3 separate regions of the Homo sapiens genome follow, and all the other regions are linked to region 1. Evidence: chromatin loops called from intact Hi-C (ENCODE). Cell type or tissue: IMR-90. All regions are shown on one strand. Links, peaks and the distances in the headings refer to the core of each region. The heading gives the core; the rest is flanking DNA. Region 1 overlaps NGF (nerve growth factor). Region 2 has its middle 46 kb from the start of VANGL1. Region 3 has its middle 66 kb from the start of LINC01765.

Region 1 (11,003 bases), core at 2,448-7,447:
ACAGGGACATGTGTATTCCTGAGGTGTCCTGGCACTGTTGTTACATCTGCCTTAGACTGAGTAGTTGGGGAGCTCCTCAGGCATTCGTTTGTGTTCAATGGTGGTGGCAATGGTACTGAACTACTATAAGGTACTATATCCAAGTTTTAGACAACCAAACGATTGAGCAAAAGCCACCTTGGTTAATCTTTAAGAAATAAGTGGTACTGATACCACTTTATAGCCGAAGAAACTGAAAATGAGGGCACTATAGCAACTCGCTTTCCATCACATGCACTTTAAGCACGACTCCTGGGACTGGAACCTTGGAAAGCCTGTTTCCACATTCATGCTTTTTCTGTGGTGTTCTTGGCCTCTGCCTCACAAGGTTCCGCTCAATGCCTGGCACAGACCTCCATTCTGACCATGGCAGGAATACCTCATCTCTGCTCAAGTTTATGTGAGTGCATCTACATCTGCTACTGCGTTTGGAATGGACCAGGAGGAGCCAGAACTGCTCAATACCAGGGCAAGTGACTGTCAAGATCCCTCATGCAACTAAGGCCAGAACCAGCACGAGCACCTGGAGTTTCACACTCCTGGTCCAGGTTTTCCCATCTTACCTTCTGTGTCTACAACCAAGATGTTTCCCCATCCATCAACCATATCCAGTGCAACAGCCCTAATAGATATGCAGGGGAAGTAGCATTATTCTCATTTTCCAGATTAAGAAACAGAGGCTCAGAGAGGTTCTGTAATTTGCCTAAATTATACCACTAGTAAGATTCTGAATCAGGAATAAATTCCTCATCTCCTAAATCTAGGTATTACTGAGCTGAAATAATCTATCCCTGACTTAGCCATTAGTTTTTATTTCTTACATAATAACTTTCCCAAACCATAAAAGAAAGAAGATACAAACAAACTTTTCTAAACACCAGTATTGCCGGTCAGAATTCTGTAATAGGTTCATAGTCGTTTAAGAAGTCAAAATGACTGGAAGATGAACATTTTGTGCACCATGTCAACTTAAAATTATTATTTTTTGGCTTAATCATAAAGATGCTTTAAAAAGAACCTTTGAAACATATTTGTGTTGCTTTATGAAGCTCTCTGCTTTCTGACATCTCCTGCTCTTTTTTGGAAAAGTTCAAAAACAGCACTTGAAAACCCCACCCCCAAAATATTTTCTTTCATTTCCAAGACACAGAGATGCTGACACATGGGCATGAAATCTGAAGTCAAGCTTTGGAGTCTGACCTCTTCAAAACAGAAAATGAAAACATTTCTAGTGTTCACACTTTCCCTGTGAAAACACAAACACAACACTCTTGAACACAGGTGAAAGGAAAGGTAATTCGTTTCATGCGTAAGAAACATTCTTAGTGGTGTGTCATTTCAGGGGCAATTGATTCCATTTGTCATTGCAATTTTCAGAAAGGGTGGAAATACACTCTCCCCGCCACCTTTTCAGCACAAAAAAAGTAAGTCAGCCTTTGCTTTTTCCTTTAAAAACAGGTGCAACAGCAATGAATTTAAACATCTCTCTGCTGGCTTGTTTGCAGTCCACTCCAGCTCCCTGGTGCTTGGCTCAATATCATTCACCTGCTTGGGAGGTGGGGGCAGGGCATGATGTGACAAATGTCTCTCTTCTGCTATAAATATTATTTGAAATGGACAACTGGCTTGGCGACATTAATTTTACAGGCAATAGTGGAATAAGCGGTGGAGAGAAGAGGATACACTTAAAAAGATGAACATTATCCCTAGAAGCAGGTCTCTTTTCTCGCCTTCTGTCCCACTACCTTGCAACCTCAAATAGAGATATCTTAGCTGCCTAAAAAGCAGCATTAAATCTTTGGTCTGGACAGGAATTCAGCATTTGAGAGGAGATGTCACTAATAATCCTCTCTGAGTACTAGCGGTGAAAATGGGGCCCAGTGGGAGGGCATTTTACTAGGGAGAGAGTTGGAATGAGCCCTGGGGGAACAAGGGTGAATACAGAATGGGGGCAGGCTAAGCTTCCATGAGAACTAAGAGGTAGGCAGTTTGTCATCACTGATCTGTCCTCAGAGGCTACATTAGCCAGGCTCTCAAGAAAATTGGGACATGTCACCTTTGTGGCCCTAAGGTAGAATCTTGGTGTGGGTCACTCTTTCATGTGCCCTCCACTGGGAACCAAAGGTCTGAGGTCAGTGATAGATTGCCCATTGGGTTGAGGGCTGGAGTTAGGATCAGGGTTTACCTGAAGGTGTCAGCTCCAGCATTCACATTAAGAGCCTTTAAACTGTTTATACCAGGGGAGAAATTGAAACCCTCTGCATTGTGGCAGCCTGGAGCCTCGCTCAGGAGAAAATGTTAGACTCTCTGCTCTGGGCAGAAACTTCTTTAGAATTTTGACAATATCAACATTTTAATGGTATCTTAGCCCTGTTGTTCTTATAAAAATATACTGAAGGGGAAGGATATGATTTTGTGGGATCAGAAGCTCCTGCCAAAGTCACTGAACCCACACTAGGACCAAAGCGTTTACCCCAGTGGCAAGGCCATGAAAGGCCATGCTACCCAATGTCAGTGCCCAGTGACAGGGAGGAGGATGTCTTGTGCCCCTTGGACAATTACTGTTATGGTCATGCTTGGGGAAGAGAATCAAAGAAAGATGGCTTTGCAAGCATGAAATGGGAGAAAGACAGTGCAGAAGGTGGGGCCAAAGACAGGATACGATTATTGTTGCTTCTTTGCTGTGTTTGCCAGAGAAAAAGCAAACCTTAGGGATAAAAACATTGTCAATAGTTCTGATGAGGTTGAGTAGTTACAATGAAGATAAGAAAGAGGGAAGAGGAAGAGGTAGAAGAGGAAAAGAAGAGGAGAAGGAAGTAGAAAGAGGAAGGGAGAAGGGAAAAGAAGAGGAGGAGGAAGAAGAAGAGAAGGAGAGGAAGAAGAGAAGGAGGAGGAATGGGCAAGGGGAAGGCAGATGATGACAGCAGCTCTCACTTACTGAGGGTGTCCTTGGTGGCAGGCACAGAACTTCATAGTATGTACTTCATACATCTATGTATGTACTTCACAGATGTACTTCATACACTTTGTCACTTAATCTACACAACAGCTATACAAGAGAGAAACTAGTCTCACCTTACAGATGAGGACATTGTTGCTTAGAGAACAAAAGTTACCCAAGATCACACAACTGCAAATCACAGAGTTGGGACTTAACCCCAAGCTTGCCTGGCTTCAGAGCCATCCGCTGTTCGAAATCATGCTGTTGTCTATGCCAGTGGCTTTCACACTTTTTTTGACTATGACTTATAGTAAAAAAAATGCATTTTCCATCATGAGCCAGTTTGCATATATATGTATATGTACATACATACAGTACAACTAAAACAAAAGTTTCATAAAAATTTTCCCTTGCTATATCCAATGCATATTAATTTTTGAAAATGTTACTCTATGCTCTTTCATTTTTTTCCCTAATGAGAGTTGCACACTAAGTTGATTTCACAACCTGTATTTTGTTTTCTTTTTTCTTTCTTTCTTTTTTTTTTTTTTTTTTTTTGGAGGCAGGGTCTCACTTATCTTGCCCAGGCTAGAGTGCAGTGGCATGATCATGGCTCACTGCAGCCTCAACCTTCTGGGCTCAAGTGATTCTCCCACCTTAATCTGCTTAGTAGCTAGGACTTACAGGTGTATGTCACCATGCCTGGCTAATTTTTTTATTTTTATTTTTGTACAGATGGGGTCTCACTTTGTTGCTCAGGATGGCCTTAAACTCCTGTCCTCAAGTGATCCTCCCGCCTCAGCCCCCTAAGTGCTGGGATTACAGGCATGGGCCACACACCCGGCCTTCAACTTGTAAAAACATTTTCTGTTCTCTGCTCTATGGCAGTTGATTAGAAGTGTCCTTGAACTCCTGCTTGATCTTAGTGGATGCTGGGCAGCATCTCGCTTCTGAGGCATGCAGCTAATTGTGTACTCTGGACCATCCCTCTGGCAAGAGGACATCATTAATAAAATATTTCAGAAATTACAAATATCTGACAAAGCCATTTGCTTGGAAAAGAGTCAGTCCAGGAAACCATCCAGAATATATAATCACTCATCTCAGGCACTGACTGCTAATATTTTAGGCAATTGATGTATGCTTTAGCAAAAGAAACTATTTTCTCTGTTTTCAGAACCTAAAGAAGTCATCTGTTCTGAAAGGCTACACACAGTCGCCATCTAACAATAAATGGTAAAAGAAAAGAAACATGCAAGGTGTTGTGGTGACTCTATCAATCCACCCTCCAGAGTAGTGCTGTCTTTCTCAATTTGGGGTGAATACAACCAGGATCTGAAATTAGATTGCTTTTCAGAGGAGCATGTACATCTCCACCCTGGTTTGGGATTTCAGGGATGATTTTGTTTCAGCAGCTAGGGGCAGTGGCAGGTTGGTTGAATCACATTTAGGTCATGGAAAGTGAAGTCTGATCAGGTGGCTCAGCTCGAGTCAGCCCTGATGGGCTGTGGACTCGGTGACTTCACTCCAAGCAATGTGCACGCTAATTGAGAAAACATGTTCCTGTGATGGCCTCATGCAAAAATCCAGATTTACGAATTTTTTTTATTCCTAAGAATTCCTTAAATATTTGCCGTGCGTGTCTATACAGCCTCCTGGAGTACTTCTCCTTACTGAGTAGGGTTGTGATTTCTGCTGTGGCCCAGGTCAGGCTTTTAAAGGGTGGGATTCTGACAAAGGGCAACTGGGCAAGCAGCCACAGGCCTCGGGGAGAAGCAAGAAGAGGGCAGCAGAGGAGAAAAATAACCCAGACCTCCTGTGCTTTTCCTGGGGCAGAAAAAGCAATTCAAAATCCTTGAAAAGCAATTGTCTGCAATGTCAATGAGGGGGTCCACATCGGGAAGGGGCCTCAGCTTACTGGGCATTGGCTATATTCCAGACTCTGAGGTAAGAACTTTCCAGCACTCTCTCCTTTCCCCTTCACAATTGCCCTCAAAAATCAGTTGGCATCATGATTCCCTTTTACAGATGAAGAAACTGAGGCTTACAGGGGTTAAGTAATGTGCTCACAGAGCTAATGAGAAGTGAACTTGGACCTAAATCCAGTTCTATCTGTGTGCCAGGACTCCTGTAAAATCCTACCTGCCTATGGGACAGCCCCTCACTGCCCTCCGAGGAGCCTCCCTGAAAGCCTTCTTGACATCCAGACCTGTCCCTCTTGGAGGTCATATATTCACAGAATTAGTACTTCCACTAGTTCCAGTTTTGATACTGCTTGCAATTGCTCCATGTGTTAATTCACATAAGAAGATTAAAAAGCCTGCAGACAAATTTTGTTTGGTCTGTACCCATGTGTGGAAAGTGAAGAAATTTCAGAGTTTTGGCTTTTCAGTCTCAAAGTTTTGGCTTTTCTTGAAAAGTTCTTGAAGAGATCTGTATTGGACCTATAATCCTTTACAGCAATGGTTGGCCTGTCCCTTAACAATGAGGCATAGCCTCTCTAGTTTTTCACAGCCCCAGCAATCTCTGGCCTCAGCTCATTTATATTCTCTCATGAGCCACTAAGCCTTTTAGTTATGACTCCTGAGCAAGCTCCTTGGGGCAGGATCATGATTTATATTTATTTTGAGTCCCCAGAGTGCCCAGTGTCCCAGGTAGCATATTAATAAGGATGCTAATTGAGAGAAGAAAATCTATCCAGTAGCCTCATACATGGTGGGCCCCCTCCCCTGTGGGGCGAGGACAATCTTCCCCTTTAACCACAGGTTCTATGTAATTCAGCAACAGCTGCTTAACCCTTGGCTCTTGGTCTGGGAGAGCAGAAATGCCCCACTGCCATAGCAAAATTCACTTTCTCTTTCTTTTCTTGTAAACTTGAAGAATTCCTAAGACATTTAAAATCCTAAAGACACAGAGGAGTTGTTACGTGGAGTAAGGAAGCAAAACATTCTTAAAGCTGCAAGCAAACATGGTCATTCTCAAGAAATGCCTTATTTAGAGAGCATTGCATAACATTTCTGAAATAAGAGTCTGAGGAGAAGTTTGCCTCTGAAAGAAAATTACAGGAGAACCTCCGTGAGTCTTCTCTTACCCAGACATTACAAGGCGAAGATAAATCGCAAGATGAAATGTTTGGTTAAAATTCTATCAAAATGAGAATGTTAACTACAGAAGGTCAAAATATCAGTGAGTAAATTCCTAGAGAAGTCTTCAATGCAACCAAAAAGATTTCTCCTCCCAAAACAGAAAAGCTATATATGCACAGATACATTAAAAACATACAAAAAAGATGTTATCCTACCTGAAATTAAAAAAAAACAACTATGAAGTGGGGGCTCCCCTCAGATCAGCCCTTCCAAGGGAGAACGTGAGGGGAGGAAGCTCATGTTCGTTGGTGCCCCCCTCATGCCAGGCCTGTGCTGCTGTTTTGCCTATGCCTTCCCACTTAATGTGCACAACAGCCAGATGACAGCATAGCTACTACTAATATCTTTGTCTTACAGATGAGAAAACTTAGGGACAGGAGAGGCCCTCCTATGTCTCCACTTTCCTGGAGTACCCCGTCCTTCCCCCTGCTTATCTAGTCCAGCACCTCTCAGGCAGCTAGAAACAGTGTGACTTCTTTTTCTGAAAGTGTTCTCCATAATCCAAAGGGAGCCTGTCCCACTTGGCATCACTCATACACAATGGGGGTTCAATACATATCCATAGTGATGAGGCAGTACCTCAATCGTTGACCTCTCAGCCAGGTCTGCTCAGATCCAAAAATGGGTTGGCATTTCACTAGACTGAGCAAGTGAGACATGCAAGTCACTCCATTACTAATGAGGGTTGTAATCCATCTGTAATGATGAAGAACTGAAGTCAGGACAGTCTCCCCCACCCCCTAACCTGGGCAAGGGCTGAGCTCTTGAGACCATCCTCCCTGGGCTCACTTAGCAACTGCACACAGAGGGGAGGTGACCTATACCACCAACTCTGACTACTGAAGGAGCAGCCAAAGGAAATGGGAAAATCAGCCCATCTGTACTGACAACAAATACTTCGTGGTTATTGGGAAACTGTTCCTGTAGTAGTGGATTGAAATTGCCCAATGTGGAAGGGCTTCTGTGTGAAACTTGGGTGGTTCATTCCCACTGATTTCATAGCCAGCTTCTTTCATTCGCAGGGCTCTCCACCTGCAGAAGCCACCACAGGCGGTGCCAAAAGTGCCAAAACATCTCAATCTGCTTAGCCCAGTGGTGGATTTTCAGGGAAATCCTGACTGTCTGACTCTGACTAATAGTACTACTAAAAAAAAAAAAAAAAAAAAAAAGACTTCCCGCACGTGAATGCGTTGGCTACAGTCTTAGGCAATTCAAAAGCATTGTTGCTAGTTCCACCTGACAGATTTCATCATCAGATCAACCTCATTTGGGGAGGGAGCTCCTTAAGACTTTCTTTCTTTCTCTTTCTTTCTTTCTTTCTTTCTTTCTTTCTTTCTTTCTTTCTTTCTTTCTTTCTTTCTTTTCTTTCTTTCCTTCTTTCTTTCTTTCTTCCTTCCTCCCTCCCCCCTCTCTCTCTTTCTTCATTCCTTCCTTTCTTTTCTTTCTTTCTTTCTCTTTTTCTTTCTTTCTCTCTTCTCTCTCTCTTTCTTTTCTTTTCTTTCTTTTTTTTCCCTCATTTGAAATCAGCGCCAAGCTCTGCAGTTCCTTTTCACTCCTACTTGTAATGAGTTGGGCATGAGTAGAAAGCATGTGTTCCTATAATACCCTCCTACCCTCTGAAGACATTATTCATTTTAACCCTAGGTACTATAAATAAACAAATAGTTCTATTTTCTGTCCCCCAATGAGACCTTGAAGCAGAGGTGAGAATAATGAGCTATTCTACTTGAGAATAAACCCAGTGCCACAAGCACCATCCCTCGAGTGTAGTGTTGCTAGCCTACTTTTTTTCAAGGAAATGTCACGTTATCAATTCTCATTTATTTTCACAGCTTGGGCACAGTTGTATTAATTCGATGTCAATGTGCACTCATGTTGTATTAAGTGCGGTCAGTGTTGGGGGCTTCTGCTTCAGGGAAGGAACCTCCTGATGCCAGAGTGTGATCCACTTAGCAAAGGAGGGAAGGATTTCCTCCCAGTGCTGCAGACTCCACAGGCATGCAGTCTGCCTGTGTTTTTAATAACATATGGCAGAGTAGGAAGCTGCCATGCTCTAATAGCACCTGTCCCTTCACCTTACTCTTTCTGATTTTCTTTTCCCATGGGTCATTTGTAGTCCACTTCACTCACAAAAGGCAAAGGATGACACTTGGTGGGACTACAGCACTGAGGTCCCTGCCGATGGTGGCCTAGAGTCTGATTTGCTGGCTCTTGGAGGATGAAGCCCAGGAATTGACTTCTGGAGCCCCAGTTTGATGATTAACCACAGAAACCCCAACAATAGGGCCCTTATTGGTAATTTCCAAAAGACTTCTCAACTGGGAGCAGCATTATCTTTGAATACACTTAGCCCTTTATGAGGGGCATTTGAGGTTGTCACTATGACTTCTGACATTTAGGAGGTGAGGCAGGAATACTAAACTATCTGCACTGTGCAGATTGGTCACACTTAACCAAGAATTGTCCCAAAATGCTGACAGCTCCATTCAGAAACAATATAAATCCAATATACTTGCCTAATGAGTTGGGAAAGTGAGGCCTGAGAAGCTTAGCGACTTGCTCAAGGTCACAAAGCTACTTCCCTTCCTTTCTCACAAGTGAGGAAACTGTAACAGGAAGTTTACCCAAAATATAGGAGAAGAATATCAAGGGATCATCCTAACATTTTAATCTGATTCCTACTGTGTCCTAGTCTGAGGCCTCAAAAGCATGTAAAGTAGCCCAGAGAGGAGCAATGAAAACATCACGAACCACCAGAAAGTCTTCTCCATTGCATGTTTTCATTCTTCTGGTCTTCACTAAACTTTGTGGCTGAAGGTTTATTCTCCTCGGCTCAAATAGTGACGTTTCTATGCTTCTGCACAGCCTAATAAAAGACCGAGGACCCCAAAGCCTCAGTTTCTCCATTCACATATCAGCCTCAGGATCATCCTGGCCTTACTGCTATTTGGAGTTAGGATCTTAACTATTTTCCCACTGTTATCAAGCGATGTCTCATGGGAATGGATTGGGGAAGGGTCTTTCATCCTCATTTATTTACCCAATGCCAGTGTACACTGTTTTCTCAAAATGGTCCACCACAGAAGTGATTTCTCAGAACTGGCTAAGCCTGAGAGCTGATGGTTTGTGAGATCAGCTAGTGAAAGAAACACACAGGAACTCTTTCTGTGTCACAGAAAGGTGTTTTCTGGGAGCATGGGTTGTTTGCACACAGATATCCAGAGATTTTATGCAAGCCGTCAGCAAACCTTCCACTGCTTCCTGAGATCAGAGAATTTGCTGCCAGCAAAGGTCTCTTAAGGCTTGCTCTAGACTCTGAAGTCAGTGAAAGTTCTTACTTGGAAAAGGTAAATGGCTGGGCCTCTGCTCCCAGGTCTGGCACTGACATCTGCTTGGGGATCTGGGCCTTGGCCCTACTCCATGCCCAGTAGAGAAGAGCAGTGGCTGAATCTCTGTGTAGTTTCCCTGCTGCTCTGATGCAGGGTACTGCAGTAAAGCACTCCATCAATGAGCAGCAGGAGTGCTCAGCACTCTTTAAAAAGTAAAGTTGTGTGATTTTTTTCATCAGTTTATTCTCGGTAATGATGAGAAACTTCCCTCGGGCTCCAGCCCTGCCCTGCCCTACCCTACTCTCCCTGCTGATGTCGGCAACCAGGGCCCCCTTCTTGTCCAAGGCACAGATTTCTCCCTGAAAGAGAATGAGAGTGTGAAGCCTCATTCCTTGCTCCCACTGGCCCTTGGGGCAGGAGAGTTGTGGGGTGGGCAATAGGAGAAGGCAAGAACCTCATTCCTTGGTACAGGTTAAAAGTAGGGAAAGAGTCACCAATACCGGGATGACTGCCCTGAGTGGGCCCAGTTCATTTCTCTGGTGGGCCTGGGCTGCTGTTGGAAATGCAGTGGTGCCAGCAGCTGGTTCTAAAATCCTCTGAGGTGCTCCTATACTTCTGTCAAATTAGTGTTCTCATGCCCCAGTGATCTTGGCTTCCCATTTTTGGTGCTTCCTTTTTCCCTTCACCTGCATAAAGATGTTGGGGAAAGAGTGGGGTAGGAGTTTGGCAACATGTGGCATTAACCCTATCCCCCTTCAACAAGAGGAATGTTCACTTTCTGTGTGAGTCAATTCCAGCTAGGCCAGTCTCAGCCCCCAGACCCGCCTGTCTCCTCTGACCCTCTGGAAACACTGCCCATCATGAATTGACATTTGGGTTGCTCAGGTTGACGTATGACTTATTCAACAAAAGAGACCCATCAGGTTTGATACAGCCTTTCTTCTTTCTTCTGTGACTCTGCAGAGGGAGAAAGTTTCAGACATTCAGGAGGAAACTGTAAACACAGGATAAGAAGGGCTGGCAGGGGCCAATGGCTGCTGCCCTTCTGCACTGCCTCGAGAAGGGGAAAGATTCCCTTCCAGCAGACTTAACTGACGGCTTCAAGAGTTTGAGGACCCTGGAGAGAAGTTACTGATGGGGTCTCCACTGTCATTTCTGCATTTGCAGAGTGCAGCTGGCTGTGCATGGATTGGGGAGGAGGGGACTGGCACTGGCAGTGGGTGTGCCCAGAGGATGGAGCCAGAACAATTAATCAAGTGACTTTTCTACAGGATTTCCATTGGCCTTGGATGACAGATGGGGCAGAGGCACCCAGGAGAGCACTATTTTGGTTTCCAGCTGGGAACGTGCACTAAGTTTTCCTTAATACCCACAGCACCCAAAAGGCTTTGCTGTAATACACTTTAATGCATGAAACACTCATAAATTATCCTTCGAACTGTTACAACTTCCAACCTGGAACAACTTGGAAAAACCAGCCTAGCAAGCAGGCTCTTTTTTAATCTCTCAAATCACAAGAGAAGAAAAAGTTCAAGCACGAAACACCTT
Region 2 (11,003 bases), core at 3,539-8,538, 270 kb after region 1:
TCCTGTGAACAAAATTTGGAGCATATTTGTTTCTCTCTCTCTTTGCCTGGCTTCTCCACAATTTGGAAACTAGTTGTACATATTATTAACTTATGGCAATATAGTTGTTTGCATCAGTGCAATAAGAATCCATTTTCTTTTGCAACTGGATGCAATTGGAGAAACTGGTTGTTTTACCAAGGCTTCAACTGGAAAGGTATGCTTCCCTTTAAGGAGTCAAGTTCAACTTGCAGCACCAATAAAAGCTCCCTGGGAAAACTGACCTCATACCCTTGTCTATGCAGTCCCTGTACAGGGTTCCTGATCTGTGGTAAGTAAAGAATATCACTTTTTGACAGGCCCAGGAGCTCCAAGTTTATCTTGGGACCTTAAGAAAAGAGGATTACCCAACTCACAGGTACTCAAGGAAAAAAAACCAATGGCTGGGCTTGGCTTTAAAAGGTCTTATCTGAGATTCCTTGTGGAACAGAGTTTCATCAAAGCCAATCTAAAATCCTTATGTAGAAATAATTATTATTGCTGCACTTTATACAAATAATCAGGCCAAGTGTAAGACTAACTTCTATTTTGCAAAGAAGTCAGTCCTATCATGATTTGTTTTTGTAACAAAAATGAGGACTGGAGAGAAAGAAATTATATTTCAAAACTTATCATACATTTGTCATTAGATTCTAGACTCATTAGCTGTTTTTTAAGTTTTGGCCTACACTTTAGACTAACTCTGCTTCTTCCTGTGAACCAACTAGCAATTTCTGGCTGCAGCTCAGAAAGAACAAAAGGGATGGATGATATAAAAATCTGGATCAATATTCTAGTTCTGAGTAATCATCCTGCTAATCCTGCCAGATGATGTGAATAAATAGGGTGCCCATCACCCGGAGGTTTCCTTTTTGGGAAAGTAAGACCAAGGGTGCTGACCAAAGTCAGGCCCCATGCACCCAAATCTTAGCAAGCATAACTACAGCCACCAGTTATCTGGGCATGTCACAAAACATCCTTTTCTCTTTCTTGTTGGAGGAGGACACAATTCCACAGCTTCACCTTAGCATTCAGCATATGATAAGGAGTCCATACAACCCTCCCATCTCCCCACCACAAGACACATTTTTGTACTGAACTCAATTCCAAGCTTTTGGTCAAAGCCCTAGAAATGAAAATTGGATCTGAGGGATCCAGAGGCAGACAATAATGGAGGTTAAAAGGCAGAGTACAGGTAAGTGTGACTGATTCCTGCCAATTAAGCCAAGCTTCCCATTTCATGGATAAAGGTCACACTAGTGTCCATTGCATAAATGAAATCTAGGGAATTCAAAGGCTACTGACAACAGGAGAGATTCAGTGTACGTGGGTAAGAGCAGATACTCCCACCCCTTAGGCCCCTCTGTTAACATGGGTGAAAGCCACTTTGACACCCATGGGCAGCACCCTGTCACGGTCACTGGGACTTGGTGATAAAAGGATGGTGAAAAGAAAGAGGAATGCCTCATTTTCCCTCCCTCATGTACCCCAGGTATTCATTAGGAAGAGAAGGGAGCCAGGGATGCCTTGCTCCCCATTCTTCTAGATGAATAGCCGTTCATCTTCAGTCTGTACCCCTTTTGAATGCATCCTGAACCCCTGGGACTCCTTTGAAAAAAAAATTCTTCTTTTTTCCTTTCTCCTCTTCCCTCTCTTCACTGATAAGTAACTGTGTCTCCATACTATGGGACACTCCTTTGGATGCATCCTCCAAAGTAGGAAAAGTTAATTTCCCAAACCTTAAACTGGTTAGAATTGGGCTAGGGGAAGGGAACCCAGAAACCTGACATGCCAGAAAAAAGGTAAATTTTTTTTCCAGTCAAGTTTTTGCCCCCTTCCCATCCCTGTACAAACTGGTAAAAGGCCCTGGAATTTTTTAGCTCTCCTTAACCAGCACCCCTTTTGTTTCATTTTGATACATGTCTTCTAATAACCCAGTTTGTCTCTTCTCACCTTCAGGCCATCAAACTCCAAACAGTCATGCAACCAGAGCCTTGGATGATGGCCTCTTCTGCCAGGGACCCTTAGATAGGCCTCTGAGGGAGATCTGACTGCTGTTTTCCCAAAACAGCACCCCCTGTCAGCAGGAAGGAGTTAAGATCAATCTTCATGCTTATCCTTATCCTTATTCTAACAGCAGTTAAAGGTGCTTCTTTAGAAGGGGTAATGATAGAGACAGGAGGCAGCCAAGGGTTCCCTGCACTCCCCAGCAAACCCCGCCTTCAAGCCTAAAATAGCCTGAAGGCTGAAAAACCAGACTGCCAGTTCTGGATGAAGCTCGCCCTTTCCCAGTTTATTCTTTCTGAATAATGCCCACCTGTGCAGTAGGAGGATGGGGTGCAACCTCAGGAAATTTGTGCCATTTGCAGTGGGGAGGAGCCTGGCCTTTCCTGTTCCTGTGTGGTGACCAAGGACTCAATCTATGAGACGGGAAACGTGCTAGCAGAACTCTGTCACTTTGCTGAGAGTTATTTTTTCTTTTTCCTTTTTGCCCTATAAATTCCATTTTCCTCACCCTTCTGTTGTGTTCGCAAGCCTAATCTTTCCTGGTCATGTGACAAGAGCCCAGTTTTAGCTGAACTAAGGAGAAAGTTCTGCAACAGTAGTATGCTGTTTCCTCTGCCTAAAATCTCTACTTAAACCTCTCCATCAGAAGGATTTCCACACCAAACCAAAACATCCTTCCAGACCCAGCTCAAATGCCTCCTCGGGGAAGCCTTCCCTCATTCCTTCTCTATCCAGAAGACCTCTCCCTCTGAGATTCTCAATGCACTTGCATGTTTTTAGTTATCTTGAGAGGCTGAAGGCAAAGAGCAGCACATGACACAACACAGGAGCTGAAAATAGGATGACTGAATGAATGACCAAGTAATGAATGAATGGCTAAGTGATAGATGAATGAATTAATGAAGAGATGGCTTGTGCTAAGAGAAGAGATAGCATTTGAATTGAGATTTCAAGAGGGATCAGATTTTCAAACCAGGAATAAGGTAGGTCAAGTTTAGGCTCTTGACAATGCTACACCTCTTAGCCTCGTAGCATTGACCCACTCACGATCTGCTTGCTGGCAGAGAGATTGTCCCACTTCTCCCAAAAATAAGGTTATGAAACCCTAGTGCTACAAGCTTGGGAGGCAGATCTGGGCTGGAATCCTCCATCCCTTTCTCTGGGGTGAGCCAGCAAGTTTACCTAATCTCTCTTAGCCCTCAATTTTCCTTATCTATGGAGTGAGAAAAACAGTATCCAAATTCTAGTTTGGTTGTTAGGATTTAAGTAGATAATGTCTGTAAAACATTTAGCTCTGTTACTGGCACAAAGTAAATGGTAGCTATTATATTATTATCATCACTTCCTCCCTGGGATCCCCAGGGCCTATGATGTTAGTAAGTGAAAGAGCTGCCTGACCTGGTTGCTGCCCTTTGACACATTTTGAATCCCCAGTGACTGCTTCTACTTGCCAAGCTTTTACCTCCAGAAGTCAGGGCCCATGATTTGTGATTTTTCCCCAGCTAGGTGTATGTGTTTTGGGGACCCTGAGGACCTGGGTGCCCCAGGTGACTGAGCCCAGCCTAGGAGTTTATTCCTGGAGAAGGCTCTGCAGTGACCCCAGTGCTTTCTGTGTGTGGATTTTGGCGGGGCAGCTGCTGCTGAGCCCAGGAAAGCTGGGCTGTGAGACCTGGCCCCTCTTGGGTGGACCACAGCCTCCTTGTGTGTCAGAGAAGAGCTGGCCCACCCACCTAGAGAAAGTGAAGGGAAAGCTGGGCTGCTCCAAGTCCAGGCCAGACCAGAATTTATTGTGTGGGTTTCTCTTAACCCAAAAGGTTTCCTTAGCGAGGAGAGGAGGGGAGGGGAGAGGAGGAGCTACAAGCTAAGACTCTTCTACCCAAGCACCTGCTCCATGTTGGATTCTTTGGGATCCTCTACAGCAGGGCCTTTCACGATTTGAGAATGGCCCAGTTCTCTTCTGTCTGTTGAAGCTTCTGCTACATTTTAAAGAAATGGATAAAAGCTATAACGGGATCATAAAAAGGGCAATTTATAAATTATTAATTAATGTTTTTGACAAAAAATGTATAACTGTATAATCACATTGGGAGAAAGTATAGGGCTCACATTTCAGGCTTTCTGGGCAGGGGAGACTCGGGCCCTCCTAGCCCTGCGCCTGCACACCTGGCTGTCTGATGTGGCCCTCCAGGTGGCGATGGACATGAGGGAACATGTGGTATGTCTGAGGAGAGCAGGCTGTGAATGTGAGAAGAAGGGAACTGGCTGTAGCAATACAAGGTGGGTGCCCCTGGATCTGGGTGTGAGGACTCAAGGACCCCAGTCCTTCCTTCCACAGCCTTCCCCAGCCTTGGAACCACTCCAGGCCTGTCTCCTGTTAGTTTGTAAGTGGTCGTTTCCTTGACTCTGGGAACGCAACCAAGTCCCGTTATTGCAGGATGGATTCCCACACCCTGCCCTGGGCCCCAGGAGTGCTGCTGTCCCTACCTGGACTATGGGTTGCTTTCTGGGGCCCTGAATATGGGAAGAGCAAGACTGAGGCATAGGGACCTGAGGAAAGAGAGGGTAGCCAGAATAACCATAAGGATTGTCTCAGGGCCTAGAGAATCTCTGTGTCGAGAAAAGCAGAAGTGATGCCCCTTGGGCTTTGTGTTAGGCGGATGGGTTGGGGGCAGCTGGGTGGGCTCGCCAGTCTAACCAGGCACAGAGCTGACTTGCTTCCTCTCAGACCCTGTGGCTATCTCTGGTCCAGAGAATCCAGTAGAAGCCTTTGTGCTTGTCCAGAGGCCCAGTGGCCCCCAGGTCTTCCTCTTCACTCCCCAGTCCCCCTCCATCAGCACTTCTCTGCCTAAGGAGCTCCAATAGTCTGATACCAAAGGGCCAGAAGATGCAGGTCCTCAATGCCAGGCAAGGGGTGCGACTTCTCAACAGTAGTGCTTGAAGCTCCAGCATGGATATGTGCAGATTGGTAGGAGGTCATGGAGACTCGGAGGTGCATGCAAGTCGTTGCTGTGGAAACAGCTCAAGTGTGAGGCGCTGGGGGCCAAGGGGGAAAGCAGCGGGTGGAGGAAGGGTCAGCTTCTAGTTCTGTGAGAGGCTGGGAGACTGTTTGAGCCTGGAGACAGGCGGCAGGCAGAGCCAGTGTTAGGCACCATTGCAGCACCATCAGGTCTCCTAGGACAGAAGAAGGGATTGCTTCTGTCCTCTCTGAAGATACCCTGACTGGGAACGGTGGTGGTCTGGGATGTGGGGGGACCCCTGGCCTCTTACAGCTCTGCCCCTGACTCGGTCTTGGGAAATCCACACCATTACTTCCCAAGACTGCCTGCTGGATCACTGTGGCTCAAAATGGGTGGCTTTGCAGAGAATTCTCCTTATTTACGCTCTGCCAATAACTGGAGCCTCTTCCAGGCAGACCATTGTGGGGGTGACTGATAGTGCCAGTGACTACAGTTTAGTCAGCCTGCTAGCTCTGTATTTCACTCCCCTTGAGGAGGTGCTGGCAGAAATCCCAGGAGCCCCATGAGGCTTCCTTTTCTATGCTGGCTGAGGAAGCCACAGCACTGGAAAATTACTGTAAATGTGCGTCTGGCGCCACCTAGTGATCGAGGCCCTCCTGCACCCTGTCAGACAGCTCTCTCAGGAAAGCAGTTTGCCTTCTTGCAGTGCACACTTCCTCAGGCTTTGGTGTGTGTGACGGTCACCTAGGATGCTTGTCAAAAATGAGGACTCCTGGCCGGGCGCAGTGACTCATGGCTGTAATCTCAGTACTTTGGGAGGCCGAAACAGGAGGATCGTTTGAACCCAGGAGTTCAAGACCACCCTGGGTGACATGGTGAGATCCCCCACAAAAATTCCTGGGCTCCAGACCCTGAGGTTTTAACTTAGTTTGTCTGGGGAGGAATCTAATAATGTGTTTTCCTAACTAGTATCTCAGGAATTTGTAAGGCAAGTCTCTGGACTACATTTTGAGAACCAGTCTCTTGAAGGACCATGCCTCTTAAGTGTCTGCTTTGCACAGATCATTATGTGCACTCACTGAGTTTTGAGAACTGTACTGAACACTCCTAAATCTGTATCTTTAGGCAAAGTCTCTTGAGTTTCAGCTGCTATTTTTTGACTGGTTGCTTTCTGTCTCCAGAACAGACGCACAGAATTATCATGGCCAGCTCTGAATTTTTAATCTCTTTACATCATCCCAAACCGCCAAATAACCCTTGTATTAGTCAGGGTTCTCCAGACAAACAGGATGTACATATATTTGGAAAGAGATTTATTAGAAAGAATGGGCTCATGTAATGATGGAGGCTGAGGGGTCCCAGGATCTGCAGTCAACAAGATGGAGACCCAGGAGAGCTGATGGTTGAGTTCTCATCCAAAAGCCAGAAGGCTTGAGACCCAAGAAGAACTGATATTTCAGTGCAAATATAAAGGCAGGGAAAGTTTGTGTCCTGGCTCAAGGCAGTCAGGCAGGAGGATTTCCCTCTTAAAGGAGGGGCAGACATTTTGTACTAATCAGGCCTTCAACTCATTGGATGAAGGCCACTCACAATTAGGGAGCGCAATTTGCTTTATTCAGTCTACTGATTCAAATGTTAATCTCTTCCAAAAACACCTTCACAGACAGTCCCAGAGATAATGTTTGACCAACTTGACCCCATGGCCAAGTCAAGCTGACACAAAAAATTAACCAGCACAAGTCTACTCCTTCTCAACTTGGCATGCATATGCATGTACTTGAACCATGCTAATCTCCAAACAAAGATGGTAACATGGTCATAATTTCACCTACACTGATACAACTGTCCTTTGTACAACAGAAAACACAATAAACCCTTCCACAGAGGAAGAAGCAATGTCTTTGAGCTATGTTCACTCTTCTCTGTGACATACCAAAACTTAAATACTATCATATAAAATTAGCAATACTTAAATACTATGACATAAAGTTAATACATCTTATGTTACATGATAAGGGGAAAAGAGGAGGAAAACAAAGATATTCAACACACACACACACACACACACACACACACACACGCATATGCACACGTATACATATCTTGTTACCTTCTTCCACTACCCATTACATATTTCCCTTATCTTCAGCAAGCACCTCAGCTGTTTGTGGTTCTTTACCTGGTGGGGTGATATAAACCTTTTGTCTGAAGGGTTTGAGCCATTAATAATCTTGTCTGAATTGCGTTGTTTTGCTTTTCCATTGACCTTCATCACAGAGCATGATAATACTAAGAGATATCCTAAGGGATCTACTATATTCCAGAATACTCCTCTTTACCTTCACTGTGGAGCAGTAGTCCAATTTCCCCTTGGTGTCCAGATTGATCATCCCAGCTGACACTGTAACTTCCTTCTTGGGCTGTTGACTTGGAGGAGCGCAACGTGTCTGAGTGTCATTCTTAACTTCCAGTTCAATAGAACCATTGTTGTGTCTCTTGGTGAAGCATTCCTCCCTTTGGAACAAACATCTCTTAGCCACCTGAGCATAAGGCCATAGGAACAGGAAGCAAACATTTTGCTAGTGGGTCATTAAGGGTAGTACTGAGTAGTGTCACTCCCATTTTCATCCCTTGATTCCTGAACCTATAAATCCTGGCTATGAGAAAAAGAGCACCATGTACTAGATGCTGATTCAGAGCATATATAGCTTTGTGGAAAACCTTGCCCTAACCCTGAAAGGTATTGCCACCTAGCTGGCACTGCAACTGAATCTTCAAAAGGCCATTCCACTGTTCTATCAAGCCAGCTGATTAAGGATGGTAGAAAACATGGTGAGACCATTGAGTTCCATGAGCGTGCACCCACTGCCCCACTTCTTCCTGCCTGACTGCTTTTGTACTGAAACACTGTTTTTGTTTTTTTGTTTTCTACCTTCAAACTCTAACTCAAACATTGGCTCTTCCTGGGTCTCAAGCCTGCCAGCCTTTGGACTAGAACTACACCATCAGCTCTCCTGAGTTCCAGCTTGCTCACTGCAGATCTTAGAATTTGTCAGTCTTCATAATTGCATGAGCTAATTTCCTATAATAAATAAACAAAGAAACAATCTCCCACAGAACTCTGACAAATGCAGATTTTGGTACTGACAGTAATGTTTGACCAATTGTCTGGGCAACCCATGGTGCAGTCAGGTTGACACATAAAATTAACAATCATAACTTTTTTGCTTTCATTTAGCTGTTTTAGGAACCATCATATTCCCAGTCACCAAACTAGAAAGCAGGGAATTATCCTTGAGTCTGTCTTCTTCCTTACTTCCCCATAGCTATTCAGTGATTTATGCTGATTTTGCCTCACAGAACTCTGTCTTCTCCTCTCTATCCCGCCTACTATTTGAGTTCAGGCCTTTCTCCATTATTTCATAGATATTTCGATTGCCTCCTAACTGGTTTTACTGATTCTCTCTTGCCCCTTCTTAAATCCATGCTTGATACACTAGCCAAAGGGATATATTTGTTGGTTCACTGTTTAAAACACCTCAATAGTTTCCCATCTCCTAGAGCAGGAATTGGCAACGTTTTCCTATAAAAAGGCACATGGTAAATATTTTAGGCTTTGCAAACCATATGGCTTCAGTCACAACTACTCAGTTCTACTGTTTTAGAATTAACAAAAGCAATATCCAAAATAGAAAAATTCACTGGATGGGTGTAATAGGAAAATGAGATGTCAGAAGAAAGAATGAGTAAACAAATTATCCAATCTTAAGAAAAGAGAGAGGCCAGGTACTGTGGCTCATGCCTGTAATCCCAGCATTTTGGGAGGCTGAGGCAGGAGGACTGCTTAATCACTAAAGTTTGAGACCAGCCTAGGGAACAAATTGAGACCCTTTCTCTACAAAAAAATAGAAAAATTAGCTGGTTGTGGTGGCACATGCCTGCAATCCCAGTTAATCAGGGTCTGAGGCCTGAGGTTTGATTGATCCCAGGAGGTCAAGGCTGCAGCAAGCTGTGATTGTGCTACTGCACTCCAGCCTGGGTCACAGAGGGAGACCCCATCTCAAAAACAAAAAAGAAAAGAAAAAACAGAGAAGAAAAGATATTATAAAGTGAATGGAGCCCCAAGTACCTGTGAGCCAATGACATGGAAGTTCTAACAGAGTGGCGAGTCGCAGAAAGAGAGGAAAACAAGATAGGGGAGGGTAGAGTATATGTGTGTGTGTATGTGTGTGGCAAAAACTTCACAAATTTGATGAAAGACAAAGCTTAAACTGGATAAACTCTAAGAAAACTATATCTATACACATCACAAGCTGCTGAAAACCAAAGATAAAGGAAAAAATCTTGAAAACACCACATTATATATAGAAGAATGATTCAAATGACTATGGAGTTTTCATCAAAAAACCTTGGAGACCAGAAGGCACATCTTTAAAGTGATTTTTTGAAATGACAATCCAGAATTCTATATTGAGGAAAATATCTTTGAGAAATGATAGCAAAATATAGTCATTATCAGGTAAAGGAAAACTAAGAATTTGTCATAAGTCAACCTGCTCTAAAGTAAATGCTAGAAGAAGTTATTTGGTCTAAAGACTAATGACACCAGAGCAAACTTTGGAACTTTAGGAATGAAGAACTAAGAAAAAAGTAAAATATGGGTAAATACAATAGATTACTTTTCTTCTCTTAATTTCTTTAACATAAGTATGAATGTTTAAAGCAAAAATTATAACATTGGTTGGGTTTCCAATATACATGGATGAGATATATATGAAAATTATTTTTTAATGGGAGTTAAGGGATTTATATGGTTGTAAGACTTCTACATTTTACTTAAAGTAGTAAAATATTAACTCTATGTAGACTATAAAAGGAGACAAAAACAAATCATTAGGGATAAATTTAAAATAATAAAAAATAAGTCAGATAAAATATTACATTACATATACATAGTCTAAATACTTCTATTTGTTTGTTTGTTTGTTTGTTTGTTTGTTTGTTTTAAAATAGAGATGAGGTCTCGCTATGTTGACCAGACTGGTCTCAAACTCCTAGCCTCAAGCCATTCTCTCATTTTGGCCTCCCAAAGTGCTGGGATTACAGGCATAACCCACCATGCCTGGCCTAAATATATCTACTTAAAGATCAAAATTTTCCAGATTAAATTTTAAAATCAAGATCCAGGCCTAGTGCAGTGGCTCATGCCTGTAATCCCAGCATTTTGGGAGGCCAAGGTGAGAGGATCATTTGAGCCCAGGAGTTTGAGACCAGCCTCAGCCACATAGTGAGACCTTGTTTCTTTGAAAAATTTAAAAATTAGCAGAGGATGATGGTGCACACCTGTAGTCCCAGGTACTCAGGAGGCTGAGATGGGAGGATTGCTTAAGCTTGGGAAGCAGAGGCTACAGTGAGCTGAGATCATGCCACCGCACTTGAGCCTGGGTGACAGAGTAAGACCTTGTCTCAAAAAAAAAGCAAGACCCAATTAATGTTGTCTACAAGAAAATCACTTTAAATATAAAAGCATAGACAGATTAAAGGTCAAGGGATAGAAGAAATATATCATGCAAACACTAATGAAAGTGGCTATATTAATGTCAGACAAAGTAAACTTCAGAACAAAGAATAATACCAGGGATGAAGAGGGTGATCACATAATGATTAACAGGTTATTAATTCACCAAAAATATATAACAATCTTAAATGTGTATGCACCTAATAACAGATCTTCAAAATATAGGAGGCAAAAACTGACAGAAGTGAAAAGATAAATCAACAAACCCACAATTACAGTTGCAGATTTCAACATTAACCTCTCAGTAATGATAAAACAAATAGAAAATCAGCAATGGTACAGAAAACCTGAAGAAGCTGGGAGCAGTGGCTCATGCCTGTAATCCCAACACTTTGGGAGGTTGAGGGGGGCGGATTACCTGAGGTCAGGAGTTCGAGACCAGCCTGGTCAACATGGTGAAACCCTGTCTCTACTAAAAATACAAAAATTAGCTAGGTGTGGTG
Region 3 (11,003 bases), core at 3,431-8,430, 170 kb before region 1:
TCTGGGAGAAGAAAGTCTGTTCTGTGTGCTCAGGGGTGAGAGGAGTGCTGAGAAAATAACAGTTGGAACTTTATTCTGAGTACTTGTGGCATGCCAGGCACTATTTAATAAGTTAATTTATTTGTAACTTTTAAAAAGAACTATAATACACATATAGAAAAAATATATATCACAAGAATTAAATGTGCTCAATAAATTAAAACAAGTATCTGCACAACCTCCACCAAGGTGAAGAAAGAGAACAGTCACCACCCCAGAAACCTCTCTCATGCCCAGTCCTCTATCTTCACACTAGAACTTTCCTCAGTGTCAACCATTACTTGACTTTTAATGCTACAGTTTAGTTTTGCCTGGTTTTGAACTTTATCTGACTAGAACCATACAGTATTTTTTTCTTTTGTGTCTGTTTTCAAGTCACTCATTTGTGTTGTTAAAAATACTTGTAGTTTACACATTTTCATTGTTGTATAATATCCCATCGTACATATACATCATACTTTATACATTTTACTCTTGATGGGCACTTAGGTTGTTTTCAGTTTTAGGTATTATAAATAAAGCCACTATTGAATATTCTTGACCATGTCTCTTGATACTCCTATGCATGCATTTCTGTTGAGTATGTGGCTTGGTTACAGGATATGAGCACTTTCATCTATAATACTTAATGCCAAAGTATTTTCCAAAGTGGCTGTACCAATTTATGCAACAGTGTATGAGAAATTCTGTTTCTCCAAATGCTTGTCATTGCTAATTATTTGTAGTCTTTTAAATTTTGGCCATGCTGGTAGAAATGTAGAGCTACTATCTCATTGTGGTTTTATTTTACATTTCCATAATGACTAATGAGGTTGAACAACTTTTCCTATTTATTAGTCATTTGGGTATTATCCTTTGTGTCTTAGTTCATTCTTGCTGCTATAACAGGAATACCTTAGATTGAATGATTTATAAATAATAGGAATTTATTCCTCATAATTCTGGAGGCTGGAAATTCCAAGATCAAGACACTGGCAGATTTCACGTCTGGTAAAGGCTCATTCTTTGCTTCCAAAAATGGTGCCTTGTTGCTGTGTCCTCATATGGTGGAAGGGAGAGATGGGCAAAAGAGTCTAACTAGTTCCCTTGAATCTTTTATGAGGGTACTAATCCCATCCATGAAGGCAGAGCCCTCATGATTTAATCACCTTCTAAGATCCCGTCTCTTAATACTATCACATTTCATCTTAGGTTCCGATATATGAATTTTAAGTGGGGGACATACCCTCAAACCATAGAAGTTTGTAAAGTGCCTGTTCAAATTTCATGCGCACTTATCTATTGGGCTATTTTTTAAATTCTGAATGTAAACCCTTAGTCAGTTACATAAATTGCTAATACTTTCTTCCACTTTAAGTTTTAGATTTTAGTGGATTTTATCAATCTTTTTCTTTATGGTTGATGCTTGTTTTCCTCCTGTTTAAGAAGTACATTCTTCCTCACAGTCATGAAAATATTATTATATTAATATTTAGAATCTTTATTTTGCTTTTCGTGTTTAAAGTTATATTCTTCTTGGAATTGATTTCTTTATATGGTGTGAGATAAGAGTTAAGTTTATTTTTTTCCATGTGGATATCCAGTCAACTCAGTACCAGTTATTAAAAATATCATATTTTTTCCAGTACATTGCACTGCCATCTTTGTCACAAATCAAGTGTTCCTAGATGTGGGGGTTTTGGAAGTGCTATTTTATTCCATTTGTCTTGTTTGTTTATGCTTGCACAAATACTACTCTTAATTTTTGTGGTTTTATAGTGCATTTGATATTTGAGGAAAAATTTTCCCCATTTGTTTGTCTTTGTCAAGCGTCTTTGTTATCCTTGGTTTTTGTATTTCCATACATGTTTTAAAATTAGCTTGTTAAGTTCCACCAAAAAAATTCCTACTGAGGCTGGGCGCAGTGGCTCACGCCTGTAATCCCAGCACTTTGGGAGGCTGAGGTGGGCGGATCAGGTGGTCAGGAGTTCGAGACCAGCCTGGCCAACATGGCGAAACCCTGTCTCTACTAAAAATACAAAAATTAGCTGGGTTTGGTGGCAGGTGCCTGTAATCCCAGTTACTCAGGAGGCTGAGACAGGACTCAGGAGGCAGAGGTTGCAGTGAGCCAAGATTGTGCCATTGCACTCCAGCCTGGGCAACAAGAGCAAGACTCTGTCTCCAGAAAAAAAAAAAAATTCTACTGAAATTTTTATTGGAACTATGTCGAATTTACAGATCAGTTGCAGAGACTGATAACTTTACAATATTTGTTTTTCCAAGCCATCGAACATGGATTATTATTCCATTTATTTAGGTCTTCTTCAATTGATCGCAATGATGATTTATATCTTTCTCTGTGAAAGGCTTGCCCATTTTTTATTAGAATAATTTCGGGGTATCTAATATTTTTAATGGTTTCATAAATGGCACCCCCTTTTAAATTGAGGTTTAATTTGTAAACAGTAAAATGCATAGATCTTAAGTATGCAGTTTGATGGGATTTTGACAATAGTGTACATTTATGTATACTAGATATGTGTAAGATATATAAATTTTCATGACCCCTGAAAGATTTCTTCTCTTTCTTTGAGTCAATCCCTCCTCCCTCCCTCCTCAGAGGTAACCACTGTTCTATGTTCTTATTTCTTTCACTATAGATTAGTTTTGCCATTCAAAATGTCATAGAAGTGAAATCATGCAGTATGGACTCTGTTGTGTCTGGCTTCTTCAATTCAGCATAAATCTTGAGGTTCACCTATATTATTGTATGTATCAGTAGTTCTATCTTGTATTTTGCTTAGTAGTGTTCAGTTGCATAGATGTCCTACAATTTGTTTTTACATTCTCCTATTGATGAAAATATGGATTGTTTCTAGTTTTTGGCTATTAGAAATAAAGCTTCACTGAACATTCTCGTATAAGTCTTTGTGTGGACATATGTTTTCACTTCTTGTGGGAAAACACCTAGAGATGGAATAGCTGGGTCATAGGTAGGTGTATATTTAACTTTATCAGAAACTACCATATGTATTTCCAAAGTGAATATACCATTTGACATTCCCACCAGCAATATTTGAAGTTTATTTGTTACATATCCTCACCAATATTTGGTATTGTAATTGTTTTTAATTTTAGTCATTCCAGTGGACGTGTTGATATCTTATCATGGTTTTAATTTTGTTTCTCTGATGGCTAATGATCTTGAGTATCTTTTCATGTACTTACTAATCATTTACAGATCATCATTTGTCAAGTATATATTCAAATCTTTTGCCCATTTAAAGAAAAATGGATTGTTTATATTTTTATTGTTGAGTTGCAAGTGTATCAAAAATATATTCTTAACATGTCCTTTGTCAGAAGTTGTGAATATTTCCTTTCAGTCTGTCTTGCTTTTCATTTTTTTCATAGTGCCTTTTGATGAGCAGAAGTTTTTAAATTTTGCTATAATTAATTTATCAAGTTTTGTCTTTTATAATTACTACTTTCTGAGTCCTATCTTTTTTTAGTTATCTAACCAAAGATTGCAAAGCTTTTCTCCTATGTTGTCTTCCAAAAGCTTTATAGTTTTAGCTTTTGCATTTAGTTATGTAATCCATCTATAATCCATTTTATGTATGGGTTGAGGTTCTTTTTTTCAGCTATAGTAGGCGATCTTTCTAGCACCATTTGTTAAAAAGATTTCCCTTTCCTCATTCATCTGTTTTGGCACATTGGTAAAATATTAATTGACCATATAACATGGGTCTATTTTTGGACTCTGCTTATTCTATTGATCTAGTTGACTATCTGTTTATCTTTATGCTACAACACTGTCTTAATCACAGTGGGTTTATAATAAGTCTTGAAGTCATGTAGAGTAAGTTCTCAGAGTTTGTTTTTTCGAAGATTGTTTTGATTATTAATGTTTCCATATAGATTTTAGAATCAGCTTGTCAATTTCTAAAAAAAAAATGTCTTTGAGGATTTTCATTGAGATTGTGTTAAATATACAGGTCAATCTAAGGAAACTGACAAAATATTGAGTCTTTTAAACCATGAACATGGTATACTTCTGTATTTATTTAAAACTTCATTACTTTCTTTCAGTAATGTACAATAGTTTTTTATATGGGACTCTTCCACATGTGGCTTCAAATTTATCTTTGAATGTGTTATGTTTTTGATGCCATTATCAATAATACTTATGATTTCATTTTCCATTTGTTTTGCTAGAACTAAAAATACAACATATTTTAAAAATATTTTGAGCTTATTTATTAATTTGTTATCTACTGCTGTGTAACAAATTACCTCAAAACTTAGCAGCTTAAAAAAATACAACTATTTATAATCTCACAGTTTCTGTGGGTCAGAAATCCAGGAATGACTTAGCTGGCTCAAACTCTCTCATGAGTGGCAGTCAACTGTTGGCCAAGGCTGCAGTTGAATCACAGATTCAACAGGGGCTACAGAATATTCTTTCAAGGTCACTCACATGGCTGTTGGCAGGAGGCTGTAGTTCCTTATCATGTAGTCATCTGCATAAGACTACACGTGACATGGCAGCTGGACTTCCCTGGAGTAAATGATCTGAGAAAGAGAGAGGAAGATAGAGTACCCAAGGCAGAAGTTGCATAACCTAATCTCAGAAATGATATGCTATCATACCTACCCTATACTTAGCCAGACAAACTTTGGTACAATATGGAAGAGGGCCACAAAAGGATGTGAATGCCTGGAAGTGGGAACCATCCTGGAATATCCTGGAGTCCAGCTACCATAGTCTGTTCTCCAGCCCCCAATAACTCATATCTCTCCCACATGCAAAATGTACTCGTCCCATCCCCAGACCCAAAAAAAATTTATCCCGTTACAAAATCAGCTCAGAGTTCAGAATTTCGTCTTCTAAATCAGGTCCAGGTCCTCAGACATAGTTCCCTCAGCACAACTCCATGAGTACAGTTCTTCTCAGTTTGTAGACCAATGAACTTAGGAAACAAGTTATCTGTCCCCTGCACACCCAACATACAATGGTGCCATAGGTAGAGGACAGCCAACATAGACACTCCTGTTTAAAAAGGGAGAAACTGAGGCACAAAAGAATCACTGGTTCATATCAGTTCTGAAATCCAGATAAATGTTGTAAGTTCTATTAGAACTCAATCCTACTTCTGCCTGAAAATTACTCTATAGTTCTTGGTATTGTTCTCTAGATTCTTGGTTCCCTTTTGAATCATCCTTCCTTTCATTATTCATGAAAGGTGTAATGTATTTGCAGCTGACTGATTTTATTTTCAGCCTATTTCTCGCTTATGGAAGTTGGAGGATTCAAAAGTTTCTTTTCATTTTATACCATCTCTGTCACTTTCAATCTGTGTCATGAGTATACCCGGTGATATAAGTCTCTCAAAATCTCTGTGGTCCTCCTGTGAATCTCACTGGGGTTTGCTTCATTAGACAAATTTACACCTACAGATATCTTTGAGATAAATCCTCTCCACGTAAATCTTCTTTTGAGAAGGGTGAGGAACTTAAGCTTTTTAGAACCCTTATTATTTTATATATAGGTGCTGTGAAGCAAAATTTAAAGTCTTTAGCAGGTATTTTGTCTGAGTTAACATATTCTGAAAAACCACCTTTTAACTTAAAAAAGCTTCTAAAAAAGGATTTTATAGTTACACCCTTGGCTTCATCTTTAGAACATTGTTTCTAGAGGGTGTCCTGGATTTGACCTTTGCTTGGGAGCAATTTCTTAATTTTAGTATTGTCTGCCATCTGGAGAGCCTTTGAATCTTCACAACCAGCCAGATCCCATCTTCTTTTGGTTTAATAGTGCTTTCCTTAGCTTCTCTCTCTCCTTTCACATATTAATATAAGCAGCCACAAGAAACCAGATGGCACCCTCAACACTCTGGCTGGAAATCTTAGCTAAATTTTCTACCTTTCACATTACTGCAGGAGACAGTGCTGCTAAACTTTCTGCCATGGCATAACAAGGAGCTCCTGTCTTCAAATTTCCAAGATTTTCCTTTTTTTTTTTTTTTTAAGACCTCACAAACAACCTCTTTAAAGTCTAATTTTACTAACCGCGTGTTCGAGGCAATTTAGGATTTCATTAATGTTTTCCTTAAAGTCCGTATAGCCATTCCATCTTCTGCTCACTGTCTGGTTCAAATGCCAATCCTACATTTTAGATTTTTGTTGTGCTAGCACCCCATTTCCAGGCACTAAAATTTGTATCCGTAGATATAGTAGAAAGTAGACATTTTTAGATTATTAAATGGTGAGTCATTTGACCCACCAAGAAAAAACATATAAAGGAGAGATGCCTTGGCATATACTGCTTCTTTCAATGGATGGTCATCTGGTTCCATCTAGAGTCCCTGAGGTAGTGTGAACCAGACCTGCAAAACTCTAGTGGCCTTGGGAGGAGTTGATGATAAACACATAAGGAAAAATCTAGGTCAGTGCTAAGTGTTTAAGAACACACTCACACACACACACACACACATACACACACACAGAAAGAGAGAGAGAGAGAAACCTAAACTGATCTCATATTACAGATGAGGAAGCTGTGATTCAGAAGGGTAAAGTGACTTGTCCAAGGTCACCATGGCCAATTAATAGTTGAGACAGGAATAAAACCAGTTCTTTTAATTTTCTCCAGTGTTCTTTCCAGGTACCATATGGCCTCAGGCTCCCATCATGTTGCATGCCTTCAACAAAGCATCTCTGCCTGAGAGGTCTCAGTGGCAATGCATGGGAAGAAAACAAAGGGAAGAATGTTGGAGTTTCCTGTTAGAATTTCCTGTTAGAATATTTTACATTCTGAAGTAAGTCAGCTTACTAATGCTTGGACAACTAATGGTGCTCATGGGAACCTTTCCATTGAGAGTCTGAAGATCTGAGAAATTCACTATGACATCTTCAGATACAGAGGTTGATCCCTGGCTCCTTCTCTTGTCTTTGTTTTGGTTTCAGCAGTGATGAAGCAGGAATCTTTAAAAACAGTTTTAATTTTCTTGTTTACTTTTTTCTTTGGAAATAAACTTTTCAGCCCATGTTAACAACAACAACAACAAAAAACTGGATTCTGGACAATTTGGTTCAACTGCCTCGATGAATGGTCGTAAGTGAAAATCAGCCAGTGAACTCCTAGCAGCTCCTGACTTAGAGTTCCAGCTGCCCACTGGACTTTAGGACCCTGGCTCATGGACACCTCAAAATCAACATCTTCCTAACTCAACTTGTTATCTTTCTTTCTTTACCTGCTCCCACTCTTGCATTTTTAAATGCAAGAAAAAAGTGTTGAAAACTTTATTTTCAACGAAAAAATAACCAAGAAAATTAAAACTGTTTTTGAAGATCCATGCTTGTATTTTAGTTGCCCAATACAGAACTTTGGAATTTTCCCTTTTACTTAGACCAAATTCTTTAGAATCTAATTCAGAAAATATTTCTTGAATCTACCCTTTCTTTATATCCCTACTGCTACTACCCTTTTTATGTCTCATTTTGTGCATTCACCTATGAATGGTGTTTATTGCATGCCTATACTATGTAGCACAGGCAATCTGCTCTGTGCTAGGATACAAAGGTGAACAGGACATGATACTTGGGTGCAAGAAACTTAACTCTGTGTGAGGGGTAAAGAAGGAGACAAAAACAAATAATGATGGCAAAATATGATCTTTTTTACATATGCCATTTTTCTCCTGAGCCATTGCAATAGATCTTGACCTCTTTCTGCCTTCTTTCTCTCCCTCTTTATCCATTCTCTTCATTGCTAGCAGAATTACCTTCCTAAAATACAGACTGGATCATGATCACAGTCATCTTTGCCTCCCTGTTGCCTAAAGAATGAAAGCTGTAGTCCTCAGTATGTTGGTTAAGGCCTTTACAAGCAGGCCCAAATCTACCCGTCCACCTCTCCATTCTCTCCCCTTTAGCATTGAACACTATGCTTTAGCCACATATAGACTGCTAGTAGGTCTCCAGTATGCCTCATAAACTCTCACATATCTGCCTTTTATTTTCCTGTCCCTTTAGTCTTGAATGCCCTTCAAATCTCATTCACCCTCTGGCTAGTTCTTACTCATCTTCCAACTCTTACTCATCATTTAAGACTCACCTTCCTCAACTTCCCTACCCCGAGGCAGAATTAATTACATCCTCCTTTTATATACCATAATTATATAATTTATTTCATTATATTATAGATAATTTATAGACGCCGAATACCCTCTTACCACCTACCATAGTTGTCAATATATGTTGAATGATTAAAAAATATAAAATATTGAAAATATACAGTGCACCACTGTAGGAGGTGTTCTTATTTTTACTGGTAATGCCATTGTGAAAAAATAAAAATACTCAGAGTCCCCAAGTGCCTTTCCAGGGTAATAAAAATTCCTGCATTTGGAAATCAAAGGAAGTTTCCATGTCTTTTTTTACCCTGTCTCTTTCACGTAAAGTTTGGGGATACAGGTTGAGACATTTCTGTTAGGTTATACTGAGTTTACGAGGTATAAGATGGGACCAAATGACCTCAAGGATTCCCATCAGAGAAGTACGCAGTGGTGAGAGCGGATTCCTCAGGGATGTGGAGGTCAGGAGAAAGTCCCACTTTCACTTCATGGATGCGGCTGAAGTTCTTTCACAATCTGTTTCATGGTGCTGGTGGTGAGGTATATGCGAATGTGTGTGTGGCAATACTTGGAGATAGTTTGAAACTTAGACATGACATGACCTCGACGTGACTCACTAGTTGCTGTCAGCGCATCTTCCCTAATAACTTGATGAGTAAGTGGCAAAATATCTGGCCTAAGCTCTTTTTCCTACCAAACCCTGCTTTGAGAATGCAAACAAGATGCTTCAGAAAAGAATACGCTCCACATTCAATTAGATAAAGATTTCTCATACATTTGGGAAAAATCACTCAGAAAATTTTCAGCCCTCATTGCAGATTAATCCCCAGAATTTCGTTTTATAGACTATCCACTATTTCAAAACATTTCCCACAGGGAATTCTATCAATGGGTAGTAAGTCTCCAGAAGGTTACAGATAGGAGCTGGAATTCTCTCCTTTTTTTTTTTTTTTTTTTTTTTTTTTTTTTTTTTTTAAAAACTAAATTTCCAAGAACTAGACCAGATGATCCCTAGACGTGGTTTAGTGTTTTGTGTTTTCAGGCTTTTAGTATGTTGGTGCTGGAAGGGACTTAAGGGAACATCTGGTTCAGGCCCCTCACTTTACAAATGGTATCAGGAAAGTTAATGGCTTTTTAAGGTCATCTAGTGTATCAGGAGTGGAGCTAGGACTAGGACTCTCAGGCCCTCTAACCCCTAGCCAATGGATCATCTTTCCTCCATGCCAAGTTAGACACAAGGCAAATTGCTACACAAGATGAAGAGAAATTTTAAAGAAATACAGGCCTTTCAACACCTTGAGTATGGATGTGTACCACTGTTTTCCTGAGACCTGAACTTCACTGTAGGACCACCTCTCAAAGGGAGACTTATAAGAGACTTCTGCTGCCAGCCCTTGTCTTGCACATCATCTTAGAGGACCTGGAGATGTTGATGTGGATAATGGATCAATATTTAACTTATTTAACTTAGATTTTAGGGGCAGGTTAATTCAATGAACTTAATTGGTATTTGCTCTGTCCTCCCATAACAAACAAGAATCTCTAGCGCATCTCCAACTTTCAGCCTCCTTTATCCCTTAATCATTAAAAACTGCTTTCTACTCCCCTGTGAGTGAGTCCTGCTTCCCTCTCTTTCTATCCAGTTCAGGCCCACTCCCACCCTTGCTGCTCCTCAATGGGATGCTTCACCTGAGCCCATGGAGCCCCAGTTCTATTAACGACATATTCCCCTTAACCTTTCCCTAAAGCCCTTTTTCTGCTTCCTTACCACAACAGACTTGCCTTTTCCCTGGATACTGTTCTTGCAATCTTCTTCCACAGAGATTTTCCTTCTTCCATTCCCAGTGGAATAAGGAGGGTGGGTAGAGTGAGTTTCTTCATTTCTTTCAAATTGTGCCCATCAGTCATCCTCAGGCAATCTCAATACATTTACTTTTATTTTGAAGTTTATCAGTGGCTCACTAAGCCTTCTCTAGGAGTCTATTTTTTCCTGTCTCTTTAAACCTTGAACAAATACCTCCACTTCCTCAGGCTTTGTAGATAGCCTCAGTCTTTCTTTTGGAGAACACTGAGGCTTTTCCTTCTATTTCAAAGTTTTGATGTATTTTCACCCTTTAAAAAAGTCTTTCCTCCTGTTTCAGAGAAAAAAGCCAAAACTTTAAGGCCAACTTCCCCATGGTTCCTGGATTCTTGCCCCTTCTTTCTCTTGGACATCAAGACCCACATCTCTGAATTGCATATCTTGGTATTTTCTTTTCACTGCATTCAAACTTTCCTCCCCCATGTGCAACGGAATTATCTAAGGTATTTCAAAATGCAGTATCTTTAGTCTCTTCCAAAAGAGTGCTGTACAGCTAGTGCTCTATCCCCAGTGGCTAAATAAAATTCTTTGGATCTTGTTCCTTTATCCAGATTCAAAGATTTGGATTATAGGTTTCAGGTTCCAAGGTAATTCTTAAGCACAATAAATGTGAGCCTAGAATCATGTGCAGACTTCTCTTACAAAAAATAATCATTCTGTATTAGCTACCTATTGCTGTATAATGAATTATCCTACAATTTGGTGGCTTAAAACAACACTAATTATCTCAGTTTTCTATAGGTCAGGAGACAGCATGTGGCTAAGCCAAGTTCTCTGCTTCCAGGTGTCTCACAGCAGCAGAGTGCTGGCTGTGGTGGCTGTCCTTGTCAAGGCTCAATGAGGGAAGGATCCGCTTCCAAGCACATTCATGTGGTCTGGCAGCTCTCAGTTCCTTGTGGGCTGCTGGTCTGAGGGCCTTATTTCTTTGATGGTTGTTGGCTGAAGGTCATTCTCAATTCCTTACCATATGGGCCTCTCCTTAGGGG

Evidence for each region. A loop is a pair of places that touch in the nucleus more often than their neighbours do. Peaks named below come from ENCODE experiments on the same cell type or tissue, not always from the same donor. Only the 100,000 strongest peaks of a DNase experiment are listed, where the experiment ranks them.
Region 2: it touches region 1 in a loop (8-fold over the local background); 5 of 110 quality-filtered maps call a loop at or near these places.
Region 3: it touches region 1 in a loop (2.9-fold over the local background); 5 of 110 quality-filtered maps call a loop at or near these places.

What each region holds. Positions count from the first base shown.
Region 1 is chr1:115,326,228-115,337,230 of GRCh38, forward strand. The region is part of intron 1 of NGF (nerve growth factor); the gene reads right to left. The region is part of intron 1 of NGF-AS1 (NGF antisense RNA 1); the gene reads left to right. Among named protein-coding and RNA genes, the nearest start is that of NGF, 6.5 kb to the right of the region's middle. In IMR-90, for the core only: a CTCF peak has its summit at 4,411; DNase peaks (open chromatin) are centred at 4,494, 5,924, 7,044 and 7,354; H3K27ac peaks cover 2,889 bases.
Region 2 is chr1:115,590,392-115,601,394 of GRCh38, forward strand. No RefSeq gene overlaps it. Among named protein-coding and RNA genes, the nearest start is that of VANGL1, 46 kb to the right of the region's middle. RefSeq lists an enhancer at 5,477-5,771. In IMR-90, for the core only: a CTCF peak has its summit at 5,612 (motif pointing left); a DNase peak (open chromatin) is centred at 5,530.
Region 3 is chr1:115,160,171-115,171,173 of GRCh38, forward strand. No RefSeq gene overlaps it. Among named protein-coding and RNA genes, the nearest start is that of LINC01765, 66 kb to the left of the region's middle. In IMR-90, for the core only: a CTCF peak has its summit at 6,391 (motif pointing left); DNase peaks (open chromatin) are centred at 6,611 and 6,841; H3K27ac peaks cover 383 bases.